Linked DNA regions of Mus musculus: region 1 is linked to region 2. The links are chromatin loops, found by intact Hi-C in ENCODE. Cell type or tissue: heart. All regions are shown on one strand. Links, peaks and the distances in the headings refer to the core of each region. The heading gives the core; the rest is flanking DNA. Region 1 holds the start of Zfp933 (zinc finger protein 933). Region 2 holds the start of Zfp982 (zinc finger protein 982).

What was found. Peaks named below come from ENCODE experiments on the same cell type or tissue, not always from the same donor. Only the 100,000 strongest peaks of a DNase experiment are listed, where the experiment ranks them.
Region 1: a loop joins it to region 2, with 4 times the contacts of the local background. A loop is called at or near these places in 3 of 42 quality-filtered maps.

The regions. Positions count from the first base shown.
Region 1 is chr4:147,843,002-147,854,349 of GRCm38, forward strand. Zfp933 (zinc finger protein 933) reads right to left here and starts at 5,417. Exons shown (of 4, transcript NM_198619.3): 1 at 5,277-5,417. The coding sequence starts at 5,279. In heart, for the core only: no CTCF peak of the experiment used is centred there; a DNase peak (open chromatin) is centred at 5,320; H3K4me3 peaks cover 1,881 bases; H3K27ac peaks cover 1,505 bases.
Region 2 is chr4:147,438,027-147,449,374 of GRCm38, forward strand. Zfp982 (zinc finger protein 982) reads left to right here and starts at 5,088. Exons shown (of 5, transcript NM_001371348.1): 1 at 5,088-5,513. It also overlaps the pseudogene Gm13161 and the pseudogene Vmn2r-ps19. In heart, for the core only: no CTCF peak of the experiment used is centred there; DNase peaks (open chromatin) are centred at 5,325 and 5,725; H3K4me3 peaks cover 778 bases; H3K27ac peaks cover 621 bases.

The DNA.
Region 1 (11,348 bases), core at 1,968-9,967, 410 kb after region 2:
CCAAAGGCCTCTGCCCAGGTCACCACATGGACCAACAGAACCACAGTCTGACCCACAGACGGCCTCAGTCCCAGCAGATCAGACTCTGATAGCTCAGTAGAACTACTCCTTCTGGCCTGGGGACAGTAGGCTCCACATTCACCACGACATGGCTTGTGGTCCCCCTCACGGCTCTCTACAGCTGCATGAGAGGAGAATCCTGGAAAGAATATTCACTACCTCCCCCTGGTGCTCCTGACTGCCAGGCCTGCCCAGAGTCCCTCATTAGCTTGGACAACCCTGCTGGGCCTTAGGACAGCAGCAGCTCCTCTACTGGAGGAATCAGACATCAAAGGACTTAGACAAACAAGGCATTCCCACTCTGCCCCTCCACCCTAGGGTCAGACAGAGCCCTGGTCTGGGAAATCTGCATTTTAGTACAATTTTCCAGTCTCCCAGAGCACTTCCTGCTCCTCTTTCAAAGCACAGGGTCATTAGTGTGCACGATCCACCGCGCACACAACGCCCACTGTAGCCAACTCTACCTCATAACTGGGGAGTCACAGGCAACCTTTAGTGAAAGTCAAGCAGTAACAATTAAAGCAGAGGTGGCCATGAGTTTGACTGTAAGGAGTGATGGATTAATGGAGGTGAATGACAAAAAGAAATAAAAAGGAAAGGACAAGGCTGCTCCTAGGTGTGGGGCAGCAGAACATTCATTATAGATAAAACGGGAGAGCACAGGCACACAGGGACATCTGGGAGAGCACAGAATGAACTTGAACTTGACTATGAGTTATGTGAAGAGAGGTAGCAGGGAGAGCCACACCAAGAGGCCAGGAGGATAAATGGTAAATAAACATGACCAGGGAGTCAAAACAGTTAGTTGGATTACAGGAAGAAAGACAGCTGGGAGAAGGGCCAGCAAACCCGTGGGCTAGAGGTCAGGATCGCCCAGCAACACCCAGTAATAGGTAAGGACTGAGAGATGCTGGGAGAACCTGGAAGGAAGGTCTGCTTTGACTTATTAATTAGGCATCTCAGTCAGTTGTCCCAGGGTTTGAGAATTAACAGTAGGGAGGAATGAGAAGGTCCGCATGATTTAAGTTTAGTCTCAAAAGTTACTTTAAAATGTTGAAACGGGCCTTATGGTCCCATATTCTTCAGGGACTAGACATGTGAATTAGAGCACACCCACAACATCTCACACCTTCCTCTCAGGTTGTACATTTTCAGACAGGAAACATTACATTCCTATTAGGTCGAGCTACATCAGTTTCTCCAGTCTTTTTTTTTTTTTTTTTAATTAGGTATTTTCCTCGTTTACACTCTCCAGTCTTTTTTGGTTAAACAGAAATTTCGTTTCTAGAAATAACTTCAGTGCCTCGCCCAGAATCTTGACTGCCTTGGCCTGTGAAAATGGCCAGTTTGGACTTGTAGTGATCATCTAAAATGGATTACCTGGCTACTTGTTGCTAATGCCAACTACTATCAAAGCAGGAAAGCTCTCTCTCACCTTCCTTCCCCCCAGTCCATTTGTGTGCTCTGAATACACCAGCTTCAATGTTCCTCACTAAACTCAATTCTTACACTGGTCTCTTGTTGTTTTTAATCTCCCACAATGTCCAGGGAGAAGGGAGGACCCTCACTCAGTGGTGTTTTCCCTTCTCATTGACCAGTCAGGGCCCAGCCTGAAAGGAGTTGCAGGAATTTCTTCCATGCCCTGGGGAGTACAGCCAGGAGTAGAGGTTCAAAGAAAGTCTTAGTAACACAGCATGAGCAAGGCTGAGCTACATGAGGCCTTGCTATAGAGAAATATGAAAGCCCTTGAGAGAAAGAAATGTAATTCATATTGAATGGGAAACACTGGAGAATAGAAACCAGTACCAGATCAGAGCAGTGATGCATAAAGAAAATGAAATTTAAACATTAATAGTAACAATTAACTTTCAAAAGACATAAATATAATTGAAGAACAGATAGGGCCAGGCGGTGGTGGTGGACACCCTAAATCCCAGCACTTGAGAAGCAGAGGCAGGCAGATTTCTGAGTTCGAAGCCTGCCTGGTCTACAGAGTAAGTTCTAGGACAGCCAGAGCTACACAGAGAAACCCTGTCTTGAAAAACAAAAACAAAGATGAAAACCAGATAGGTATACTGACTTTGAAAAAGATCAGACTCTTCCCTCGTAGAGGGAATGGCATTAATAAAATACTGTTTGACCTTGCCCTTTCATGCAATGTGAGCTGCTGAGATCTGTACTGGCTACAGCCAACAGCCCCTGTCTGCAATCTCTGAGCTAACACTGTCAATGAGGACTGCACAATCTGCACAGGACAGACCACTGACTGGAAATATAATAGCTAGCTCAAGCTAACCTTCACAAATTATACACCCACCAATCTGGTCTGATTTCATTCAAATACATGAATTGATGCATACTGGGAAATTACAAAATCACTCACTTGCCTGAATCAGGTTCTTCTTCATAACAGTGACTCCCTACAGCTGACTCCCTTAAATATTAGTCTGTGATCTACACACTGCCTAGCCTGCTTCACCCTGCAGTATACACGTTATACTCTTCTCCTGTTCTGGTCTGAAAGTGGAAGCCATGCTGCACCTGCAAATACTTCTCCTGTTGCTGCAATGGACAATTATTTACATAACTCAAAAGGGTAATTTTAAAACTCTGTTGCGGGACAGCCTTTTAATTAAAGAATTTGGGAAGTTTAATCAAGAGAAAAGCAAGGTCATTGCCCTGGGGAGCAACAGACTGAGATTTCAAGGAGATCTGAGTCAACACAGCTTCTCTCAGAAACATTTGTGGAAAAGGCTGAAGAAGCAGGTGTCCTCGAATGAATATACCTTCCCAAGGAGAAATCACTCCACACAACAATAAACATTAATTAAGAAAAGTCTCTTTATGAACACCACACATTCGGCTCTGGGAGTCCTCAAAGAGGAGTCAGCCTAGAAGGGATTTTACATTCCACATATGGTATATCCCTTAAGTCTTTTAGATTCAGATCCCAGGTTATGCCATCAACTATTTAAACATGGACTGCAGACTGCAAGTGTAAACACAGGCAGATGGGAGATACATAGCAAAGATTTTCACAGAACTAAATACACCAGCATGCTAATACAGCAGTCCTTTAGTTACAAGGTCCTAAGTGGAAAGTCCCAGCAGATGAGGTAGGAAAAGTGTAGGCAGAAAAGATAAAACGCTGCAGTGGAGAGGTCTGGTGTATTTAACAAATTCTAAATCATTCAATTTTACCAAGGAAGACTCAGAAGCCAGATGCTGGGTGGAAGCCTGGTAGCTCAGAGAGGCAGAGAAAGCACCTGATCACCTTTCTCTTCATGTGAAATCCCAGAAGGAATCTCTTTCTGCCACACCTTCTCAAATGACATCCTCCAAACTGAATGTACCTAAATGCTGCTTCCTGTGCATCTCTCTGTCTTTGCTCCCAATTCCCTCTTACTCTCTGTGACTTTTACTTAATAATCCTAGGTTCCCTTCCTGTCAGCTGGTTGCTTCTGGCACTTCTTGACCCATGGTTTACTTAATCTTGTTACACTCAGGTTTCACGGTATGATCAGATATCCTACAATAAAGGTCTTGCACAAGCTGTATCTCCTGGAGTAAGCTTCTTAAGAAGAATAGCATCTTGTATACTACTTACAGGGGAAACACGGAAAGAAATGGGAGACTTCTATGAAGTCAGCAGAAACTATCATACAATGGGACAAACTCAGGAGGAGTCTATCAAATTCATGCTGGTCATAGGGAACACAGGATACATCAGGAACATTACTGAACAAGCCAACAGTGGACTTGGGACTAACAACCACAGCCCCACGTGGTGGCAAGAGTTGGGTTCTCAGGATCTGACACAACCTCTCCCCACAGGTCCTGGCTGCAGACCATTACCAGCTTTCCCAAGCATATATCCTTGCTTTAGAGAAGGAGCTCTGTATAAATGATTTTATTCACCTGAGGTAACTGTCTTCTCTGAGGCTTACTGACTCAGCCTATTTACCTAGCCTAGTCCTGAAGGTTTCTAGTCTCTGGACAATCCCAGCTTCAGAGATTTACTGCTGAATAAGCTCGCCTTTCCTAGATTTTCCTGAACTCTTGCTGGCTGGTCAACTCAGCTGTTCTGACTCAAAACTCCTCTCCACACTGACTAATTCAAAATCTTTCTCTCTCTCTCTCTCTCTCTCTCTCTCTCTCTCTCTCTCTCCCCACCCCCCCCCATCACATGGAAAGCCTTACTTGAAAAAAAAAAAAAAAAACAGCCCTCAACACTACAGAGTTGTTCCTTTGCAAGAAATTGACAACAGTGTAGTCTTGCTCATGTTGCAATCTCTCTCTCTCTCTCTCTCTCTCTCTCTCTCTCTCTCTCTCTCTCTCTCTCTCTCTCTCTCTCTTGCTCTCTTCTCACTTTCTCTTTTTCTCCTATTCTCTCTGTCCCCTGCCTGCTTTCTCTTTCTCTGCCTCCCTCTCTCACCATGGTAACTTCCTTGACCTCGGTCCTTGGGGCCAGTGAACAAGAGCGGCTTCCCAATAAACTGACATTTAATATAATCCAAGCTGGCTTGAACTGGCTCATTTGAGCAGCAGAGAACAAATAACTTATCAATGGGAATGGCCTAGCAGCTGGTTGTAAATCTGGTTTGTCTCCTTTGTTCTGCTCTTCAGCCATATTTCTGGACAATCCTAGTGAACAAAAATGTGTATCCTAGCATCCTATCTAACAGACATGGTTAGCATAGTACCCATCTGTAGGGTGTTTTAGATGGCATCCTCACTTATCTAAATTCTATGTGGTGTGACTTACCCTCTCCTAAGCACTGCAATTCCTTTACATCATAAATCCTATTCTTCTACATCACAGATTAACATTGTAGTGTTACCCAACACGTGAGACACCTTTTACAACCGCCACAAAATGAACTCCAAATGGACCTTACAACTAAACGTTAAATGCTAAAGGAAAAAAGTTGTAGAAGATACTGTGAGAAACCAGGTCTCTTCGAGTTTGGCATCTTGCCAAGGATGATCCTGCACACAAGTCCTTACTCCAAATGCTTGGCGCAGAAGCAGTCCGGATAGTGACGTTATTCAGAGCCCACTACCGGGTCCAGGGAATGACTAGAACTAAAACAGACCCCACAGGTGGCCACATCTGGCCTCCGCTTACCACCCAGTCCCGAGGAGAACCCACCACACCAGCTCCCCAGGTTCATCCGCCTGCTCCTCCCCGATATGGGCAGTGACCCTGTACTCACCATGTCGAGACTTAGGACCTTGCCTGAGCGTCCCTCAGACCACCCACTACTAACTTCCCCTTCTTCCTCCTGAAATCAAGGTGGAGAGCTTGCATCTGTAATTCTCAAAATTAACCTGGAAGCCTCCTCTGCCCCGGAACTACGTAAGTTCCTGGAATGCTGGGAATTGTAGTTCTTTGGAAATAACAAAGGCTCATGGGAAAGTACGGTGGTCTAGTTGAATATCTAAAAAGAAACCGCTGTAACACGTGACTGAGGCCGTTCGCGCTGGCAAATTCCGGGGGAATTTTACTGACCCAGGTCTGTCTCTTGGTCAGTATTTAATATTTAATAAATGCCTGCTTTAAATTTGGTTCAAAATTGTTGAGTTGGTCTATTTCCAGCAAAAATCAGGATTAGCGTACAGAGGTTCATAGGACGATAACTCTACCCCACAGTCTCTCTTCAATACGTACACTGGAGAGTGAGCTGAGCTGCCGAGGGCACTGAGTGCCCTAGCTCCAGATTTTTACATCTGGCAACCAAAGTAGAATCCTCACAGAAACAAGCAGTCTCTAGTAGAAGCTAAGATAAGCAGTTAGCCAGAGGGGGTTCCAGCACAAACAGGTTGAGATAAGTTAGCAAGGATATCCTGACCTTGGGTTCCTAGAAGTGGAGTTGAGTAATTTTCCTAGAATTCTTGATCAAGGAAATCAAATTCTAGTTAAACCTGAAATGGCCTCAGCGACAATACATGATGGAGGAGTGATGGGGTCTCTGTCCAGCATCAAGAACGAGAAATGAAGGCAGACATGGTTTAGCATAGGTAGAGGGATCGCTTGACCTTGAGGCCAACTTGATCTATAGAGAGAATTCTAGAACAGCCAGGACTGCAGAAAGGAACCTTGTAGTGCCAGCCTGTGGAAGAGTCAAGGCTTGGCCAAAGTGTGAATGACTTTACTGGCTTCCTGTGAAATCATGGTAGTCGCATGGAAGGTTGTACGCTGGACATTATAACTAGGAAATGTCTGCAATGGGGGAGATGTGGAGACCCTCCTCAGCTCTTCCTTCCTGTGCTCTAGCCTGTTCTAAACTCAAGATCGTCCCATAAAAGATAAGCCACTGAGTTCATCCTTGTTGAACATTCCCCAGGCTTTTTGCCTTTGCCTCTCTGTGAACACATGGAGGATGCATCTTCTTACCTTTTTAGGACTCAGAGTTCTGTCCATAGAGAGGAAGAAGGGCTGTGGGTGACCAGGGATTTCCCTGTGGCCAGCACCTGAGGGCTGAGGATGGCTTCCTAGGATGGCTGAAACTGCAATTGTCCCAGGAATCACAAGCTTGGAGAAGGAAAAAGGCTGCCATTCCTCGGGGCAGAAATTAGAATCGGAGAGTTCTGACTGGTCAGTCCTCCTTGCAGGAGAGACTGGGTTGGAAGTGATAGGCTAGTTTAGCAGCATATGATGGTACATGCCTTTAACTCCAGCACTATGAAACAGTGGTAGCAGATCACTCACTCAGGTTGAGGCCAGTCTGGTCCCCAGAACTAATTCTAGAACAACCTGGAACAAATTCTAGGGATACAAAGGGAAAGAAACCCTGGAGAGAGAGAGAGAGGGAGAGGGAGAGGAAGAGAGAGAGAGAGAGAGAGAGAGAGAATATGATGGGCCAGTGATAAACAGGACCACATTTGACAGAACTCACTTGACAGAGCTCACTTTCTACTTTAATGTTAAACCTCATGTCAAGACCCAGAAGATGGAGTAGGAGAGGGGGTGGGGGGGTGCCTCACTGCCCAGCTCAATATCTTTTTTGAAATACTCATTTTTATTTATATGCATACCTCCATGTAAATATATGGTGTGTGGATGTGTGTGTGTGTGTGTGTGTGTGTGTGTGTGTGTGGCCTCTGAGGCTACCTGGACTTACAGGCAATTGTGAACTGCCCAGTGGATGCACTGAGAACCAGATAGATTCAGGTCCTCCGGAAGAGCAAGAAGAGCTCTTTAACTGCTGGGCCATCTCTTCTGCCTCCTCACATCGATATCTTATCTGCAAAATGCCTTTTGCAACGTCTACTGTGTGTGCTATGGAGAAGAGAGATGAGCATGGCTTGAACTGTACCCCCCACATGTGTGTCCAAGGTCTAAACTCCCCAGCACATGGCTGTATCTGGAGGCCAAGCCTTTAGGAAGTAAGCAGGTTAAGATCAGGCCCTACTCAAATAAGGTTGCTATTCTATTAAACAAGAGACTTCAGCGAGGTCCAAGCATAACGAGATTATGAGGAAACCTGTGAGAGAGTGGCTATCTAGAAAAGAAGGAAGAGACCTTCAGAAGCCAGACCACCAGTGCTTGACATCAGCCCCCAGAACTAGGAGTGGTTAGATTTCTGTTGGGTAAACATAGCAGTCTCTGGTGTTGGGCCATAGCCCAGGCAGGCCAATGGAAGCTACTCCAGGCTCACTGTCCCTGGTCTGAACTGCTTGAGATTAGATCTACTTTAGATTTCAGAATTTTTTTAAAAAGTTTTTTCTTATTCACTTTACATCCTGCTCATTTCCCCCCTCCTGGTAACCCCCTCCCACAATTATTGCCCCCCTTCCCCTTCCCTCTGAGCAGATGGGGTCACCCTGGGTATGCCCCCAACCTTGGTACTTCAAATCTCTGCACTTCCACTCCCGCCAAGTCCAGGCAAGGCAGCCCTGCTCTGAGCAACAGCTTTTGGGATAGCCCCACCCCCAACCCCTGTCCTGTTCAGTTGTTCACAACCCACATGAAGGTCAAGCTGCATATCTGCTATATATGAGCATGGAGGCCTAGTTCCAACCCATGTATGTTCTTCAGTTGATGGTTCATTCTCTGAGAGCCCCACGTGTCCATATTAGTTGATATTGTTAGTATTTCTGTGGCCTTCCTATTCCCTTAGGGGCTGTAATTCTTCCTCCTATTTTTCCATAAGAGTCCTCAAGCTCCATTCATTGTTTGGCTGCAGGTGTATGCATCTGTCTGAGTCAGCTCCTGTGTGGAGCCTCACAAAAGACAACCATGCTAGACTCCTGTCTGCAAGTATAACAGAGTATCATTAATAGTGTTCGGGACCGGTGCTTGCCCATGGGATGGGCTTCAAGTTGGGCCACTTATTGGTTGGCCATTCCCTCAGTGTCTGCTCCCTCCCCTGTGCCTACATTACTTGTAGAAAGGATAAATGTGGGGTTAAGAATTTTGTGAGTGGGTTGGTGTCTCAATCGCTCAACTGCAGTTCCTGCCTAGCTACAGGAGGTGGCCCCTTCAGGTTCCATATCTCTAATGTAGTAAGTCATGGCTAAGATGACTCACATTGATTCTTGGGAGCCTCCCTTATTTCGGGTCTCTATCTAGTCCTGGAGTTGACCCCCACCTCCTCACCCCCATCAGTTGAAGATTTCCATTCATTTTCATGGCCATCTAGCCATACCTCCTGTCCTTCCCCACACTTGATCCTGAATCCTGTAGTCCCCTCCCCATGTCCCTCCCTCCCAGTTCCCTCCTTCCATTTGTCTCTTATGACTATTTTTTTCTCCCTTGTAAGTGAGATCGAAGCTTCCTTGCTTGGGGCTTCCTAACTGTTCAGCTTCTTTGGGTCTGTGGAGTGTAACACAGTACCTGTATTTTATGTCTAACATCCACTTATAACTGAGTACATACCATGCGTGTCCTTTTGGGGCTGGGTTACCTCACTGACGATGATATCCTCAAGTTCCATCCATTTGCCTGACTGTGGCAAAGCCTTTTCGTATAGCAGTAGTCTTAGCTATCATGAGAAAAGTCATACCACAGAGAAACTCCACTAATATCAGTGTGGTAATATTTTGCACTTTGTGATATCTTTATACAAGAGTACAACCTGTAGTATGTATTGATCGTTTAGAACCGTGGCATATTCCAGTAGTCTTTGAGGACCTGAAAGAAACTCATACTGAAGGGTATGTATGACTATAAAGGTAAGGCCTTTAGCCAATGCACATTCAATTACACAAGATTATTTATTCTGGAGGAAAAAAATCTAACAAGTGTCAACAAACTATTCAAGCACTTGCAAAAAACAAAAGTAATTTAAACAATTAGTTAACTTTGTTAGATTTCACAATTCTCTTTATTACATGAAATAATACATCCAAGTGTGACACTTTGTGGGTGTGTATCAGAGCCTTTTCTACTGCTGTGATAACCCACAATGTCTAAGGAAACTTAAAAGAGGTTAATTTGGCTTAGTGTTCCAGAGGGATATGGAATCACCAAGAAAGCGGCATCCCAAGTGTCACACTGGCAGCTAAAGCAGGAAGCTCAGAGGCCACATTCAAACCTGAGCTCGAAACAGAGACTGGGAACTAAAAACTGGTGCATAGATGTAAATTCTCAAGGTTACTCCAAGTGACATATTACCTCCAGCAGGGCGTTTCCTAAGTCTTACCAAATGAAAGAAGCAACTGAGAAGGAATGGTTTCTCTGACTTCAATCCTACATCGTGGGTTTCTGTCACATGAACCACTTCATGATGAAGAAAACCTCTGCAGGTAGGCCTTCAGATGCCTCAACACCTGAATTACACGAATGGATGTTTGTACAAGAAAAGCACTTTGCAGGGCTGGCAAGATGGCTCAGTGGGTAAGAGCACTGACTGCTCTTTGGAAAGTCCTGAGTTCAGATCCCAGCAACCACATGTAATGAGATTTGATGCCCTCTTCTGGTACGTCTGAAGTCAGCTACAGTGTACTTATGTATAATAATAAATAAATCTCAAAAACAAAAACAATGGGGACTTCCTTGTTCTCGTTAAAAATCTTACAAAAAAAAAAAAAGAAGAAAAACACTTTGCAGTAATAATTTGTGTTTAACAATTTGTTTCCATTTTAAATTTGTATTTAGTCTGTATGAGAGTGTCAGATCCTGGAATGACAGACAGTTGAGAGCTGCCATGTGGGTATTAGGATTTGAACCCAGGTCCGCTGGAAAAGCAGTCAATGTTCCTAAATACTGAGCCAAATCTAAGCCCCTGTTAAATTTTAATTATGTGATGTCACTATGTCTGTCTGTCTGTGTGCATGTGACTGCTACTTCCCAAAATTCAACCCTCGAATCTTCTTGTAGCAAGAATTACAGAAAATTGTCAAAAACCTGACCTTAGCACGGCCATAAACTTGTCTTCACTACTCAGCTATGTCTCTAGACCTGTAAATATTTTCATCTTGATGTCAGGAAGTAGCAAAGAACTAAGAAAAACCCTGTTCATTTAAATTTTTTTATAAAGATGTTAGACAGCAAAAGTCTTCAATTTAAGGAAAAAGAAATCTTTCATCTCTTTTTCTTCATACCCTTGAAGGAAGGACGCTGTTTGCCATGTTCACTTAGTGCCATGGAGGGGATCACCAACTGTGATGGGAGTTTGTATTTTCAAATATTTGAAGTAGATATTAAAGTTTAGGGGCTGGTGAGATGGCTCAGTGGGTAAGAGCACCCGACTGCTCTTCCGAAGGTCTGGAGTTCAAATCCCAGCAACCACATGGTGGCTCACAACCATCCGTAACGAGATCTGACTCCCTCTTCTGGAGTGTCACAGTGTACTTACATATAATAAATAAATAAATAAATAAATAAATAAATAAATAAATAAATAAATAAATAAATAAATCTTTTTAAAAAAAGTTTAATGTGTGTGAGGTTAATTCATGTACAGAACTTCATTAAGCCATTGTTATATATGTTCTGAGGATCCTAGGCATCTTTTTTTTTCATATTTTTTATTGGGTATTTATTTCATTTACATTTCCAATGCTATCCCAAAAGTCCCCCACACGCTCCCCCACCCACTCCCCTACCCACCCACTTCCACTTCTTGGCCCTGGCGTTCCCCTGTACTGAGGCATATAAAGTTTGCACGACCAATGGGCCTCTCTTTCCACTGATGGCCAACTAGGCCATCTTCTGATTCATATGCAGCTAGAGACACGAGCTGGGGGTGGGGGTGGGGTATTGGTTAGTTCCTATTGTTGTTCCACCTGTAGGGTTGCAGATCCCTTTAGCTCCTTAAGTACTTTCCCTAGCTCCTCCATTG
Region 2 (11,348 bases), core at 1,036-9,035:
TTGGTCTATTTTTATTCTTCTACATACAGACAGCCAGTTAGACCAGCACTATTTATTGAAGATGCTTTCCTTTTTCCATTGTAATTTTTGGCATCTTTGTCAAAAATCAAGTGTCCATAAGTGTGTGGTTTTATTTCTGGGTCTTCAATTCTATTCCATTGATCAACATGCCTGTCTCTGTAACAATACCATGGAGTTTTTTTTTATCACTATTGCTCTGAAGTAAAGCTTGATGTCAGGGATGGTGATTGCTCAAGCTGTCTCACCCAAGAGGAATAGAAGGCAGGAAATAGTCAAACTCAGGGCAGAAATCAACCAAAGAGAAACAAAGAAAACAATGCAAAGAATCAGAAAACCAAAAGCTGGTACTTTGAAAGAATCAACAAGATTGATAAATCCCTAGCCAAACTATCTAAACAGGCCCATACTGCACAAGGAAATAGAAGAAGTTATTAAAATCCTCCCACCCCAGAGGCAGTATCCAAATTACCAAAATCAGAAATGAAAAGGGAGACATAACAGAAATGGAGGCAATTCAAAAAAAAATCTTCAGATCCTATTATAAAAGCCTATACTCACCAAAACTAGAAAATCTAGATGAAATGGGTGGTGTTCTAGACAGATGACACATACCAAAGTTAAATCAAGGGCAGGTAAACTATCTAAACAGGCCCATACTGCACAAGGAAATACAAGTCATTAAAATCCTCCCACCCCAAAAAAGCCCAGGGTTAGATGGATTCAGTACAAAATTCTATTAGACCTTCAAAGAAGACCTGATACCAATTTTCTCAAACTATTTCATAAATCAGAAAGAGAAGGAACACTACCTAACTCATTTTATGAAGCCACAATTACTCTGACACGTAAACCACACAAGGACCTAACTAAAAAAGAGAACTTTATAACAATCTTGCTTATGATTATCAATGCAAAAATACTCAATAAAATTCTTGCAACTGAATCCAAGAACATATCAAAACCATCATTCAACATGATCATGTAGGCTTCATCCCAGGGATGCAAGGTTGTTTCAATATACGAAAATCCATCAATGTAATCCACTATGTAAACAAACTCAAAGAAAAAAAATCACATTATCATCTCCTTATATGCAGAAAAAGCATTTGACAAAATACAATACCCCTTCATGTTAAAAGTATGGGAGATATCAGGAATTCAAGGCCCATACCTAAACAGAGTAAAAGCAATTTACTGTAAACCAACAGCCAATATCAAATTAAATAGAGACATACTTGAAGCAAACCCACTGAAATTGGGGATAAGATATAGATGTCCACTCTCCCCATACCTATTCAATATAGTATTTGACGTGTTAGCTAGAATAATAACACAACAAAAAGAGATCAAGAGAATACAAATTGACAAAGAAGAAATAAGGTTATCACTAATGGCATATGATATGATAGTATACATAAGCGACCCCAACATTTATATCAGAGAACTCCCCCAGCTGATAACTCACTTCAGCAAAGTGGCTGTGTATAAAATTAACTCAAATAAATCAGTAGCCTTCCTTTATACAAATGATAAACAGACTGAGAAAGAAATTAGGGGAACAACTCCTTTCACAATAGCTACAAATAATATAAATTATCTTGCAGAAACTCTAACCAAACAAATGAAAGACCTGTATGACAGTAACTTCAAGTCTCTCAAGAAAGAAATTGAAGGTTCTATGCCCTAGTATAGGGGAATACCAGGGCCAGGAATGGGAGTGGGTGGGTTGGGGAGCAGGGGGAGGGGGAAAGGGATAGGGGATTTTCGCAGGGGGAACTAGGAAAGGAGATAACATTTAAAATGTAAATAAAGAAAATATCTAATAAAAAAGAATAAATACAAAAAAGGAGAAAGAAATTGAAGAATATCTCAGAAAATTGAGAGATCTCTGATGTTCATGGATTGGCAGAATTAACATAGTAAAAATGGCTATCCTACCAAAGGCAATCTATAGATTCAATGTAATCCCCATCAAAATCCTAACACATTCCTTCAAATGTATGGAAAGAGCAGTTCTCAAAATCATTTGGAAAGGTGAAAAATCCAGAATGGCAAAAACGATTCTTAACAATAAATCATTCAAATGTAACCATTAGGATTTACTTTTGAGAATGGACACATGCCATTGATATTTGTCACTTAGTATAAATTTTCTGATAGTTCCATACATTTTCTTGCCAATTTTCTCATTTCAGTTTTCTTTGTAGCTAAATACAATTCCACTTGGAAGTGCATTACTTTTTCATAAGCCATGTTTCATTTGATAGATCCCAATTCTGGCTGGTCATTGCACCTCCTTTCCCTCACTCTCTTCTCTATTTTTGTCTCTTCTGTTCTTTTACAGAAACTACTTTGGGTCAGAATCTTTGACTGTTGGATGGCAATCCCGTCTGTCCACTTGATGCTGTCTTTTTACTGGAGATGGACTATTTGAGTTTCCTCTACCCATTGTACAGTATTTCATCTAAGGTCTCTCCCTTTGATTTTTGAGATTCTCTCACCTCCAAGGTCTTCAGAATACCCTAGAGGCTCCTTTCTGGCTACAGGAGATGGCCTCTTAAGAAATCATATCCCCAAAGAAGTGAGTCACAGCTAAAGTCACCTCCACTGATTCTTGGGGGCCTTCCTTATACTAGGTCTCTGTCTCATCCTGAACATGCCCCACACCTCCTCACCATAGTCAGTTGCAGATTTCCATTCATTTTCATGGACATCTGGCCATCTCTTCTGTCTTTCCGAACACCTGATTATGAATTGCCCTCCCCAACCCCTCTCCATCCCAGCACCCTTCCTCCATCTTCCTCTTATGACTATTTTATTCCTCCTTCTAAGTGAGATTCAAACTTCTTCCCTTGGTCATTCCTTCTTGTTTAGTTTCTTTGGTTTTATGGAATGTAACATCTTACCTGTATTTTTTGGCTAATATCCACTTTTAAGTGAGTACATGTCATCCATGTTGTTTTTGGACTAAGTTACCTCACTCAGGATGATATTCTCAAGTTACATCCATTTACCTGCAAAATTCGTGATGTCTTGGTATTAATAGCTGAATAGAATTCCATTGTGTAGATGTACCACATTCTCCTTATCTACTCTTCAGTGAGAGACATCTTTCCAGTTTCTGCCTATTATGAATAAGGCTTCTATGAACATAGTGTAGCAAGTGTTTTGTGGGATATTGGAGCATCATTTGGGTATATGCTCATTAGTGGTATAGCTGGGTCTTTAGGTAGAACTTCTTCCGTTTTTCTGCGAACACACACACACACACACACACACACACAATTTATTTTTCCAAGTGGTTGAATAAGTTTCACTGCCACCAGCAATGAAAGAGTTGTTCCCCTTGCTCCACATCCTCAGCAGCATATTCTAACTTTTTTTTATCTTAGCAATTCTGATGGGTGTAAGATGGAGCCTGAAAAGGACTTGCTTTTGACAAAAATGTCAAACCCAAACAATGGAAAAAGAAAGTATCTTCAAAAAATGGTGCTGACTTAATTGAATGTCAGCATGTAGAAGAATGTAAATAGATACATATCTGCCACCATGCACAAAATTCAAATCCAAGGGGATCAAAGACCTTAATATAAAGCTGGATACACTAAGTCTAATGGAAAAGAACGTGGGGAATAATCTTGAACTCATGGGTATAGGAGACAACTTTCTGAACAGAACACCAATGGCTCAGGTTGTAAGACAAACTATTAATAAGTGGGAACCTTTGAAGCTGAAAGGCTTCTGTAAGGCAAATATATTGTAAATAAGACAAAACAACAGATAACAGAATGGGAAAAGACCTTCACCAACCCTACATATGACAGTGGGCTACTATCCAAAATATATAAAGTACCCGAGAAGTCAGCCACCAACAAACCAAATAATCAATTTTAAAAATGTGATACAGAGCTAAACAGAATTCTCAACAGAGGTACAACAGTGCACCCACGAGGAAGACCCAGCTCTGCTGTGCTCATGCCATTGAGATTACGTCACTTGCAAGCCCCATATGCAGGGACAGCTCTACTGTGCTGTGAGATGCAGGGCCTGCTGTCTCAGCTGCTAGGAAGGTGAGGATCACAATCAGCTCTGCTGCTCTCATGACTCCCTTGAAGCCAACTCATCTGCCCCCAGCTAGTATCAAGGGACAGTCTCCTGCCACCTTCTGATCCACCTTCCCTTTATCTGCCCAGTTATCAGCTCTCCTTTATTTTACAAATTTAGGTGGGGAGCTGGTTTACAAGAAATCACCTGAGTCAGACTCATTCCTTGTTCACAAATCACAGGAGAATGGAATTAACATCAAATATAATTAGCTCTGGGGCTATTCATAACATTTCCTCCTTTCTGTCCAATTAAAAGACTATTTTATCTCAGATATAATTGAACATAACTATTATTATTTTGTAATTTATAAAGTACTAGAGACCTAACACCCAGTCCATCATCTTTGTTAATTAAACAGAACCTCTGTCATGTATCTTTACTTAAAAGACTTATAATTCTACATCTGCATATATCTTGGCTTTATATTGAATGCCATCTTAAAACCATCCTCTCAGAACTGTTCCTCTCAAAGAAAAAAACCTGGGTTGGCTAGGAGACTACGCAGTTTTTCAACCCCATCAGAAATCCAAGAATGACTGATATTAACTGAAAATATAAAGAAAGCCTAACACAGCTTCCAAAACTTAGCCAATTTACAGAGATCACGGATCACTTGGACAGTCCCTTACTTCAACATGTTGGAGCACTGGTATTCAGCTTATTGCCCCGGGGTCATCTGACAGACTTAGAGAAACAGAAATATTTTTTAATATTTTTTATTAGATATTTTCCCCATTTTCATTTCCAATGCTATCTCAAAAGTCCCCCATACCCTCCCCCCGAGAAACAGAAATATTAAGGAGTAGCTTACTAAGGGGACCCACTTAGCCAACTCAGGTAGCTTACTAGAAAGCTCACTTGAGGAGTGGATCTGGATTAAGGGGCCGGAGGCGGGTCCTGGGCACTAACGGTTTCGACCCCGCACCCCGCCCTCCGCGCCGCACCCGAGTGGCCCCCAGTCGAGCGGGCCCCCACTTCTCGGCCCGACCCAGACCCTTCTGCGCCTCCCTTGGCCTTTGTCCGGCTCCAGGAGGCCGGCCCCGCGCCCCCTGGCAGCCGCCGGTGCCCGAGCACGCATCAGCCTCCTGGCTACATACGCGAGCTCGGGGAATCTGTGGCCTCCGTGACCCCTCTCCCCAGCCCGCCTTGTTGTGGAGCCCGGCGGGGCGGCGACTGCCAGGGCCGGGTTTGCGGCGCTCAGGAGAGGCCCCGGCTCCGCCCCGGGCCTGCACAGGGGGAGAGCGGAGCGGTCAGCAGCCGGGTCGGGTCGGGGCCCCTCCCGAGAGGAGAGTGAAGCGGCAGCGGCGGCAGAAAAGATGGAAGAACTGCATAGCCTGGACCCACGAAGGCAGGAATTACTAGAGGCCAGGTTCACTGGAGTTGGTGTAAGTAAGGGACCACTCAACAGTGTGTCTTCCAACCAGAGTTTGTGCAGCGTGGGGTCCTTGAGTGATAAAGAAGTAGAGACTCCTGAGAAAAAGCAGAATGACCTGCGAAATCGGAAAAGGAAAGCTGAGCCATATGACACTAGCAAGGGAAAGGCACTTCTAGGGGGACATAAACTTAGTGATTCCTTTGAGTTTGCTGGGGGAAGCGGGCCAGGAACCAGCCCTGGCAGAAGTGTTCCACCAGATGCATGATCCTCACGGCAACATTCCTTATCCAATCCCTTACCGCTTCGAGTAGAACCGCCTCTGTATGGTTTAGATGGCAGTGCAGCAAAGGAGGCCTCAGAAGAGCAGTCTGCTCTGCCCACCCTCATGTCAGTGATGTTAGCAAAACTGCGACTTGACACAGAGCAGTTGGCACCACAGGGAGCTGGCCTCTGCTTCACTTTCATCTCTGCTCAACAAAACAGTCCTTCTTCTATGGGTTCCAGTGTTTGAAAGTGACCTGTGATTGTGGAAGCTGCAATGAGGATACTGTCTTTTTGTTGTTGTTTTGTTGTTCTTTGTTTGTTTGTTTGGTTTTTTTTTGTTTGTTTGTTTCTTTGGGTTTTTTTTGTTTTTTTGAGACAGGGTTTCTCTGTATAGCCCTGGCTGTCCTGGAATTCACTTTGTAGACCAGGCTGGCCTTGGACTCATAAATTCCCCTGCCTCTGCCTCCCAAGTGCTGGGATTGAAGGCGTGGGCCACCATTCCCAGCGGTGATAATGTCTTTTCTCCATCACATGTTTATTAGTGCGTGAAGTGTTCAGAGGATTGGCACACCATCACAGAGCATAGATTACTATTGCATCCATACACCTTTGACATCTCTGGCCTATGGAGACCCTTTGAGAATGGATCTGGCCTATATGCATCTATGTTTCCCTGCCTTCAGAGGTCTGATTCTTGGGATTTTTGTGACTCACCCAGCACCTTCCATCTGGAAAGCCAGTAAGCACTCTCTCATCTACATTCTGCCCATTTCTCTCATCTTCTCTTTCCTTGGCTTCATAATATTCACAGGCCATTCAAACTCAGTTATTTTTATCGTGAGGCAAACCATGTTCATAGGTTCATAGACTGGGATTTTTTTCCCTAAACTTTTGGCCAAGTAGATCTTGGTTCTGGATTTCAGAGTGGTTTTGTTTTTTGTTTTTGTTTTTTGTTTTTTGTTGTTGTAGTTTTGTTTTGTTTTTTGAGACAGGGTTTCTCTTTATAGCCCTGGCTATCTTGGACCTTACTTTGTAGACCAGGCTGGCCTCAAACTCAGAAATCCGCCTGCCTCTGCCTCCCAAGTGCTGGGATTAAAGGCGTGTGCCACCATGCCCGGCTGAGTCTTTCTTTAAAGTTGGATTCTGAAACTAAAGAGCCTAGAGGAGGATCAAGCATACTGTGTAAACGACACCAAGCTGTAAGGTACATGTCCTATATCCCCCAAGTATGGTTTGTACTGATGGAGAAACAATGATCTAGGATGATTGTCTGGGACAATTTAATAGTCTGGGACTTCCAGGTGTGGTCTGCCACTACAATCTACCACAGGTCACCAAACTGCTTACTACATCCATTCTTTTACTTCTGGTTTAAAAAAAAAGTGTACTTCTCTTGCACTGAAGAGAAAACGCTGTGGTTTTACATCCCTGGTTAACTTAGAGCTTATTCTTGACCATAATTTCCTTTTGCCCTCTACAGAAAAAATATATTTTATGGTTGTTTCTGGTTCGTAGGATGTTAATGTTGTGTTAGTGTAAATGGAAAGACAGTCAAAAGATGTTTTCTAGAATATAAATTATGTTGTGGAGATATACAAAGTGTGATTACATTGCTTGACTCTATAGACATAAAACTTGCAAGTGCTGCTGGCATAATCCCAGCAATCAGAACATTGTGGCAGGTGTATTCCTCTTCATTTGAGGTCAGACTACTCTACATCAAAGTGACATTCCAACCTGTGGTCCCCAATTTCCTCTTCTGGCCTGCTTGGATTCTCCACATGTATGGAGGTGAATTTCCTAACCTTTTCAGTGGGTGTGTCTGTATTTTCAAATTTTTATTGGCAGAGAACTAGCAGGATCTTGATATTGTCATTTCTATGGCCCTTCACCAGCTTTACATTTGTAAATACTCCTCCCACCCCTGCTGAGATACTTGAATGGCAAGCAGCTCTCTAAGCCTTGAGGCAATCCAGAGAAGTTCTGGTGATGTTTTACACCTGATTGCTTCTAAGAAAAAAACCTGACATCCAATTCCTGGGACAAGAATTGGAGGGTGGAATTTCTGGATATTAAAAGAGATGTAGAGAGGAGAATGCAGATGTAGGAGATTTAGTGGGAGACAGAGAAGATAACAGATAGATGAGAACGACGCAGGAGAGAGGTTAAGAGGTATCTATGTATGAGGTCATAGGCTTGAATTGTCTTAATTCTAAATGATAGCTGGGAGACTGCTCCAATGAAAGTTTTATGCTTTACACTATATAGAAACCTTTTTAACTATTTATAACACTGGTGTGTCCACAAACACTCCCAGTATACTCATGTCCACACACACTTGTGTATATAGATATATAACATTTAACCAGAGTGCTTTTGGTATTTAAGTCAAATTAGACATTGATTGGTTATTCCCAGTAAATTCATGACATCATTGCCCTAAGCCTATTTTGCTGGAAGGAAAAATTATAGATCAACGTCTATTTTGGTTGGTTCTGTGTATATATTTCACCTTGTGTACGTTTCAAAGCACCTTCCATAAGGAGGACACTGGAACATAAGAGTCAATGTTCTTGGCACCAGTTTGACCTTTTCATATACAGTGTTTTGTGTCAGCCCTGTCTTTAGCAATGACGACTTAATGTCAGTTTGTGAAAAGCAACCCCTTTTGTTGTCAGTGGCCAGCATTCTTTGGATATTTTTATGAAACCACTTTGGCTAGCAACTTTCTTGATGTAACACAGTGGAAAAGACAAGATCAACTGGAACTCCATCTCTTTCAGAATTCAGAGATTTCATTTGAAACACCTTCATACACTTATAAGCTGGTACTTTAAAAAAAATTTTTTTTTGTTTTGTTTTGTGAACATCTTACTAAGACTACATCCAGCAGGACTCCATGGAGTCTTGCTCCATGGTGCTTTCCTATGCATTGGCAGAACTGTACGTGTGACAATGTATTATATAAAACATCTTAACTTGTAATAGATGGGGAATTTTCCTGGACCTCACAACCAGAATTAAGGAAACTTGAAGAAATTTAAGATTTAAAGCTGTGATCCTACTGTTTATTCAACTTGAGGGTTTAGTACACTTTTCAAAGAACAACGTAAAAACTAACATTATTCTCCTTTGACTTCTCTTGATATCAACTTTTAAAACCTAACTTGATGCATAGATACAATGGTAATTTATGTACTTTTTCAAGTCCTGCTCAGAAACTGCATGAGTGTCACTTGATGAAAGCATGAAATACAGAGGCTTAAAACATAGTTCAAAAATGCATATACAGTTATGGGTATTGGTTGATAAAAGTCATGTTTATAAATGTCTGTTGTCTTGACCACTTGACCACTTGGAGCCAGTTACCTAATCCTTTATAAAATATTACTATTCACTATCCCATTCTTTCCCCATGTGATGGATCCCTTGATGTTCTAGAAGCACTCCAAAGCTCTCTCTCAAGGCCAGTCAGAGAGATACAAATAGACAACAGATTACACAGACACCAACATGGAGACAAAAGGCAGACAGAAAGGGAGAGCTATACAAGCAGCCTTCAGGAAGTTACAGATTTAAACTAACTGAACAGATACACAGAGGATGGAAGCACAGGGAACATGAAGTAGAGAATTCAACTTTGTACTCACACTCAGTTAAATGCCTCTGAGGAAAAGGCTTTCATTTCTTTCCTTAACTCAACACAGATGCATTATTAATCACTAGTATGTTTAATCTATTCACATATGAGGAATCAATTAGCTTGTGACTTTTTTTTAGCATAAGTACAATATGGGAAAAACTAAAATTCACCCCAATGGGAAACAAGTAGCCCTGTCATCTGAAAGGTGTCCATGGGCACAGAACCCTGTTCTTTAAAGTCAGACCCCCAGGTTTGGGTTTGTGCTTCTGAGCTCTCACCTCCATGCTGAGCTAGAATCCATTTTAACCTCTCATAATCATCACAACAGGTTTTGAACCTAAGAGGTCACATGAGAATTCTGGAACTCATTATAATCATGAAAACAGTTGACTTCCTAGCAATAGTCTAATGAGACTTGGGTAAATCTCGGTTCTCCTTTCCCCCACTTATACTGACATGCATGGGTGTCAGAGTGTTACAGGGAACAATCTAACCATGTATGAACAAACAGTGCAGTATGTATTGTAATTTTGTTCCTGTTTTCTTTCTTTCTTTCTTTCTTTCTTTCTTTCTTTCTTTCTTTCTTTCTTTCTTTCTTTCTTTCTTTCTTTCTTTCTTTCTTTCTCTCTCTCTCTCTCTCTCTCTCTCTCTCTCTCTCTCTCTTCTCTCTCTCTCTCCCTCTCTCTCTTTCTCTCTCTTTCTTCCTTCTTACTTCCTTTCCTTACTTTTTTTTTTTTTTTGACAAAGATCAGGACAGTTTTTCGAAGGAGTTTCTCTTTATTGCCTCATCCTTCAAGCAGTAAATAATATTGTGCCTTGACCTAACATCATTTTAATTCACCATTTTCTTTGATTGAGGCATCCACCTCCTCTACTTTTTCTTTAAGTCTGATAATCTGTCTCCCACAGGTTCTCTATGTATCAATTTTATTTGCCTCAGTGCATTTTCTCTTCAGGATTTTTCTTTTTTTAGCATTTCTAACCACCTATTGAACTCAATTTTAATATTTTATATTGTCCTTATTTCCTTCAGGCATCTGGTATTATTTTCTTACCCAAGATTCATTTTGTTCCTGTCTGAGTGGATTCACATGGTTTACAAACTTTAATGCCCTTGATCATGACTGTGGGTTTTCAATTCTTTGTCTTGGGTATCACATAAATTGTGCTCCTTATTGGATACCTCTATGGTTTGTGGTTTGAGCCAAGGACATTTTATCTACGTTTTTGTTTGTTTTGGGTATCTGTTCTGAGCATCAGAGTTCAAAGGGACTGCTTAATTTTTTGCATTTATAGCCCAGAAGGCTACACGCACAATATGAGAAGTTAGACAGGATCCATTGTATCTGAAGGGTTCAGAACCCAGGTGCAGTGTCCTACTACATCCAGCTCTGGTCTAGTCTGGCAGCAACTTTGTGAAGAAGCTGTGCAGAGTAGGTCCTGGGGAGTTGTGTGGAAGGCAACAGAGTTGGAGGAGTGGTTCCTGATGGGGAGTGTGGGATTCCTGCACGATTAGATGAGTTTAAGAAAAAGAAAAATTAAAAGCAAAGGAACAAGCAAGCAAGCAAGGAAGCAAGCAAGCAAAAATCCAAAAAAACAAAAATTGCTGTGAAGAAGTGGGAAGCTAATTAATTAAAAGGTACATAAGTAGGTGGGCTTAGAAGAATTCCAGGAAGCTGTTGAATTTTGGGCGGGTCCAGAAGGCGGGGTTAGGCAGAATGAGGGAAAATTCCGCGGTTTAACCTTTCTTCTTGCATCTCTGCTGCCTCATGGTCAGGAAGTCCTGGCGGGAGACTAGTGCCTAGTATTTGCGGTGCCTGAAAACTTTCTTAAGGAGCAGTTGTTTTGCTGGCCTCCTAGGACATATTGGAGCTGGTCCTGTCATCTTCCAGGTCAGAGGAGCTGTTGGACTGGGAAACGGGCAGGAGCTTGGCAGGC